Regions from separate parts of the Mus musculus genome. Here region 2 is linked to region 1. Evidence: chromatin loops called from intact Hi-C (ENCODE). Cell type or tissue: heart. All regions are shown on one strand. Links, peaks and the distances in the headings refer to the core of each region. The heading gives the core; the rest is flanking DNA. Region 1 holds the start of Mcts1 (malignant T cell amplified sequence 1). Region 2 overlaps Cul4b (cullin 4B).

The links. A loop is a pair of places that touch in the nucleus more often than their neighbours do. Peaks named below come from ENCODE experiments on the same cell type or tissue, not always from the same donor. Only the 100,000 strongest peaks of a DNase experiment are listed, where the experiment ranks them.
Region 2: a loop joins it to region 1, with 2.5 times the contacts of the local background. A loop is called at or near these places in 4 of 42 quality-filtered maps.

The regions. Positions count from the first base shown.
Region 1 is chrX:38,598,961-38,601,879 of GRCm38, reverse strand. It overlaps Mcts1 (malignant T cell amplified sequence 1), which reads right to left and starts at 1,409. Exons shown (of 6, transcript NM_026902.4): 1 at 1,102-1,409. The coding sequence starts at 1,112. In heart, for the core only: no CTCF peak of the experiment used is centred there; DNase peaks (open chromatin) are centred at 719 and 1,289; H3K4me3 peaks cover 1,337 bases; H3K27ac peaks cover 1,236 bases.
Region 2 is chrX:38,543,930-38,546,848 of GRCm38, reverse strand. It overlaps Cul4b (cullin 4B), which reads left to right. Exons shown (of 23, transcript NM_028288.5): 14 at 1-157; 15 at 1,249-1,353; 16 at 1,990-2,100. Among named protein-coding and RNA genes, the nearest start is that of Cul4b, 31 kb to the left of the region's middle. In heart, for the core only: no CTCF peak of the experiment used is centred there; no DNase peak of the experiment used is centred there.

The DNA of each region.
Region 1 (2,919 bases), core at 328-2,827:
AGAAGAATCAGAAATCTAAAAGTAAGGTTCTAATTAATCATCTATTCCCAAGCAAGTACTCATGCTTAAAATAATTATGAAATAAATTGTTTTTAAAATACAAATTTCCATTTGTCTTATACAATACAAAACCAACGTGTTAAAGACAGTATTAGAATAAACTCTCATACATACTGCAATTATTGGGGGCAAAGAAATTGTTATGCTAGAATCTGTTGTCAGCTAACAAAAATGCCTTTTACTGAAAATTTCTGCTCAAAGGAAAAAAAGACTCCCATCTATTTAATAAAAATCTATTTTTTAATCTAAAAGAAACCTCACACATTAAAATACAAAAGACTAACCGAAGCATAACAAAAGAATGAGAGCCCCAGCAGGCTATGTAGTCTGTTGTTTTTTGTTTTTTTTTTTTTTAAAGAAATAGTGAGATAATTTTAAAATCCCTGTCCAGATTTGCTCAAATTTTCATGCACAAAACCCACCTTCCTTTGCCCATGTTCCCCTTTTTTCCTTTTGCGTCTATCAGATCTGGAAGATAAACCCACTGGATAGGTTTCCAAGGAAATTGGTCTTCCTTACACAGACTAGCACATAGGGCTACCACGTTGTTCTCAAGACAAGGTTAATCTAGCAGCTTAGCAATAGGCTTGACAGGCCAGCCGCTTGCTTCCTGTCACCCAGACTCCCTCACTGCCATGACCCAGGAAGTCAAGCCTTCCTTTTTTCAGTTCATAACTAATAAACATATAGCAGAGTGCAGGGCTCTCCTCTCAGCTGAGGATGTGCCCCTAAATCACAGTGCAAGGATGTGATTGGTAGAATACTAGGAATGGAGATAGCACTGCTGGAAAGGCAGAACAGGGCTAAGGAAAAAGGAAATGGGAGCGGGAGAGCCAAGCCCCGACTGAAGATTAAGGATGGAAAGCTTAAAGAAGTGGTCCAAGTCCGAAGTGAGCATAGTACTATACTTTACAAAACCTTAGGAAGTCAGGATGGCAGGGGCGGGGGAGAGAGAAAGAGGACCTTTGCTCTCTCCCTCTTCCCCACCCCCACCCCCACCGCCTTTCTAAGCAGCCAATGGAGGCCACAGCGTGTCCTTACTTCTTGAACATGATCCAAGGTGAAAGGGGCGACGATAGGGAAGGGCCCGGAATGGGAAGGAAATTGAATTAGGAAGGGTCCAGCACGAGGAAGGCCTGCACTGACAGTCGGAGCTGCTGTCGTTAATCCGGAAGGCGAAAACACTATCCGCTTTACGGCCCTTAGCGAAATCTGACTACTTCCGCTCCTCTCGACTCCACGTTGACGCTTTTGTCGGCTCCTTTTCAGTAACAGCTTAGTCTCCATTGGGGGTAGCCGAAAGGGCGGGACTTCAGAAGGAAGAAGTGATCAAGCAATTCTTTCTGGTTGCTGGAAGAATAGAGTGGGGGAGGGAATCAATCAAAGCAGAAATTGTGGCAGTCAGTTACGGGTTCCTCAAAGGGTCAAGATTCTTAGGTCTTTGTTGCCACCTACCACTATGCTAAATAGTTTGTAAGGATAATAGGTTTTGCTTCCTATCTGAAGCAACAGAGTGAATTGATGCCTATCAAGCTGCTTGAGCCTAGGCGAGCCTCATAGCTTCATGTTAAATTAATGTCAAAGTTGTCAGGTTCAGCAAATAAAATTACAAGATACCTAGTCAAATTTGAATTTCAAATAAGGTGAACACCTTTTGGTGCAAGTATACTTCATCTACGTTTTGACCTTGCTTATGCTAAGAACTACTTGTTTTTCTGAATTTAATTGAACAACCTTTTTTTTAATCTGGTAGCTATAATCATTGGACAGTGAAGTGCTGTCATAGAATTATCAAATAAGTCATCAGGTTGCTGTCCCCTGCTTCACTCTGATAGTTAAAAACTGAACTATAAATCAGGAATGTAACAGGACATCTTGGCACAAGCTTTTAATACCAACCAGTACAGGGATGGGAGTTGGGGTGGGGGTGGGGGCAGGACAGGCTGATGATCTCTGAGTTCAAAGCCAGCCTGGTCTACAGAACTAGTTCCGGAACAACTAGAACTACACAGAGAGCCTGTCTTGAAAAAGAAGCAAAACAAATAAAATTGATTTCTTGAACACAAACAAAAATGTAATTTCCTCCCAGGCATGATAACTCATGCCCTAATCACAAACCTTGAAGGGTTGGAGAAGACTTGAGACCCTATCTCTAAAAGAAAACAAATGAAAAAAGGAAAATAAGGTAATTCCCTTAAAGAATAAAAAGACTGCTGCTCCAGTAATAGTAGTCACAAGTGAAATGAAAAGATAAAGAAATACATTTTGGTTGTATGGTAGGGGGTTGTTGTTTGTTTTGTTTTGTTTGTTTTTCTCTGAGACAGAGTTTCACTATATATGCTAGCTGACCTGGAACTCCTTATGGTGATCAGACTGGCCTCAAATTCAGACGCCTGCCTGCTTCTGCCTCACTCGTACTGGGATTAAAAGCATGTGCCACCACATTAAGCTTTGAATACTTTCTAAAACATTTTTCTTAAAGATTTATTTATGTATTTTATGTATATGAGTTCACTCTAGCTGTACAGATGGTTGTGAGCCATCATGTGGTTGCTGAGAATTGAACTCAAACCTCTGCTCACCCAGGCCCTGCTCACTCCGGCCCAAAGATTTATTTATTATTATGTGTAAGTACACTGTCGCTGTCTTCAGACACACCAGAAGAGGACATCGATTCCATTACAGATGGTTGTGAGCCACCATGTGGTTGCTGGGATTTGAACTCAGGACCTTCAGAAGAGCAGTCAGTGCTCTTAACCACTGAGACATCTCTCCAGCCCTAAATTTTTTTTTAAGAAAACAAAATTATGCTTCTTGAGGGTTTTCAATCAGAAAGGTAAAAAACGAAATCATGATGGC
Region 2 (2,919 bases), core at 299-2,798, 55 kb after region 1:
GATAAAACTATGGTTCAAGAATTATTGGACTTTAAAGATAAAGTTGACCATATAATTGATACCTGCTTTCTGAAAAATGAAAAATTTATCAATGCCATGAAAGAAGCTTTTGAAACATTCATTAATAAAAGACCAAATAAGCCAGCTGAACTGATAGGTATGTTTCACATTCTCTTCTGGGTGTGTAATGTTCTTTTATTGATAAACTCTGAGGTAATATCATATTGTACCCATTCCTGGTTTGTTTGATGTTGTTTAGCCAGTAATACTAAGTCTGAGAAGAGACACTAAGGATCTGGATGTGAGAAAGAGTCTGTCAAGCTGAACAGCGTCTCATAGTCTTTATATCAAGCATGATATAAACTCTATGTGAGGTAGAACATTGGGCCCCATTTACTTGTAGTGAGGAAGCTTGACTCTGTGCTTTCCAAGCTTGTTGTGATTTAGACATGGGACAGCGTGCTGTTGTCTGAAAGTTTCCAGTTACAGCTACAGGGAAAGGGCAGCATGAAATTCCAATGCAAATGAATAAAAAGTCTACGATGAAAATAAATCTAATGAGACAGGCTCACTGAGTATACAGGTGTGTTGCAGTGTTTCTCAAGCAAGGTTCTCACACATGCACTCATGATGCTAGTATATGTGCCCTAGAAAACTAGGTCATCTGAAAGGATGGAGTTGGATTTGGTTAAAGTCTAATTATATTTAAATTTAAACATTTTATAAATTGTGCCTTCGATGTTTCTGATTTAGTCAAATACAAAAGTAATGTTTAAGAACACTGACCATTTGTGTAAAATAGAAACTTTAGAGAGTACCTGTGTTTTCTGGTGACTTTGTTTACACAGGGCTACTTGGAGCCCCCACTATGCGCTGTCTCTATCTCATTTTAAGTTTTTTCTTTTTCTCTCTTTTTTTTTTAACTCTGAAAGTGAGGGTTTGAACCCAGAGACCTGCACATGGTAGGCAGAAACTCTACTACGGTGCTCTATATATAGTCCTTCCATATCATACTGGAAAGTATACTCAGTCTGGATTCCAATTCGGTGCATTTACTTGTAGTATTTGTTAGCCCTGTGACAGTGACACGGTGACTTGATCTTCCTTTCGTTGGAGGCCATAAAATGCATGTACATATAGCACAAATACTGAAAGAGTTAGTATTTTATAGTCCTATTGGGGTATGTGTAGTAGTCAGTACCTTTCAGACACCCGTGGTCACTAAACTATAGTTTTTCTCCATTTTAGCTAAGTATGTGGATTCAAAACTTCGTGCAGGCAACAAAGAAGCTACAGATGAAGAGCTTGAGAAAATGTTGGATAAAATAATGATTATATTTAGATTTATCTATGGTAAGTGTTGATTACTGCTTTCACATTTTTCTTTTAAAATAAAGCACTTAGGGAGCCAGGCATAGTGATAGAGACCTGTAATCCAGAATTCAGGAGGCTGAGGCAATATTGCTGTGTAGGTCACATAGTATGAGCCCAGCCAGGGCAATATAGCAAGGCCCTGTCTCAAAACAAACAGAAAACAAAACAAAGAAAGCACTCCTTTAGGAACTAAAAACTTTTATATAACCCAGAGAGACTTTGAGAACTACAGGGTCTATTTTATTTATTGCATATTTTAGATCATTAAGAACAGTTGAGGAATGCAACTAAATTGCCTTGTATTTTGACCTTTCCACTATTAAGAACCTGGGATTTTACTGCTTGTTTAATCTCTTTGAGTTTTGGTGCTAATAGAACCAATGTATTAGGTTTTTTCCCCTGAAAAATAGTTAATACAGTCTTAATTTGTTTTATAGTAAAAGAACTTTTGAAATGTCTGGCACAGACATGGACCTCCAGTGTTCTTGGGTTTAATAAACTTGGATAAAATGTATAAAATTAAATAACTTGTCGTGTTGTAATAAACTTTTTAAAGCCATTTTCTTACAGCTTTACTTGGCATATCATGAGTGTTATCTTTTTTATTTAATACAGGTAAAGATGTTTTTGAGGCCTTCTATAAGAAAGATTTAGCCAAACGCCTATTAGTTGGCAAGAGTGCATCAGTAGATGCTGAAAAATCAATGCTGTCCAAACTGAAACACGGTATGTTTGCCATTCTTTTTTTTTAATATCAGGGTTTTTTAAAAAATATTTGTCGGAAATTATGGCTTAATTATACTCTTTTCGTCGATTGCTGCTTTGGTTGATCATTTTATATACACATGAAAACATAAATTGAAGGGGTGGGGAGGAAGGCTCAGAGGGTAAGAGGCACAAGCATGAGGACCTGAGTTGTTAGGACACCCATGTAAAAAATGTTGCGTGTATGTATGACTCCAGTGGCTAGGGGTGGGGTAGAGGTAGGGAACAGGAGAATCTTTGAGGATTCCTGGACACCAGCCTAGCTCTGGGCTCAATGATAGACCCTATTTCAAAGGACTAGGTCTGTTCTCGTAGAGCAGTACAGCCAGTGACCTCCATGCCTGTGCACACTTACCCAACATACGCACACATGAAGTGAGTAGGACGGTCCTAGCCTCTTGCTGATAGCCATAATTACTGGCTTGTTTTAAAGACAAAGAATTATTCTTTTGTTTATTAGTATAAAAATTCCCAACTATCCTATACCTGGATTAAAGAGTTTACCTCTGAATCATTACTAGGGCACTCTAAGAGGTAAGACTTTTCATTCTTTTTTTTTTCCAATTTTTTATTAGATATTTTCTTCATTTGCATTTCAAATGCTATCCTGAAAGTCACCCATACCCTCCCCCTGCCCTGCTCTCCTACCCACTCACTCCCACATTTTGGCCCTGGATTTCCCCTGTACTGGGGAAATAAAAGTTTGCACGTCCAATGGGCCTCTCTTTCCACTGAGAGCCGACTAGGCCATCCTCTGCTACATATGCAGCTAGAGACACG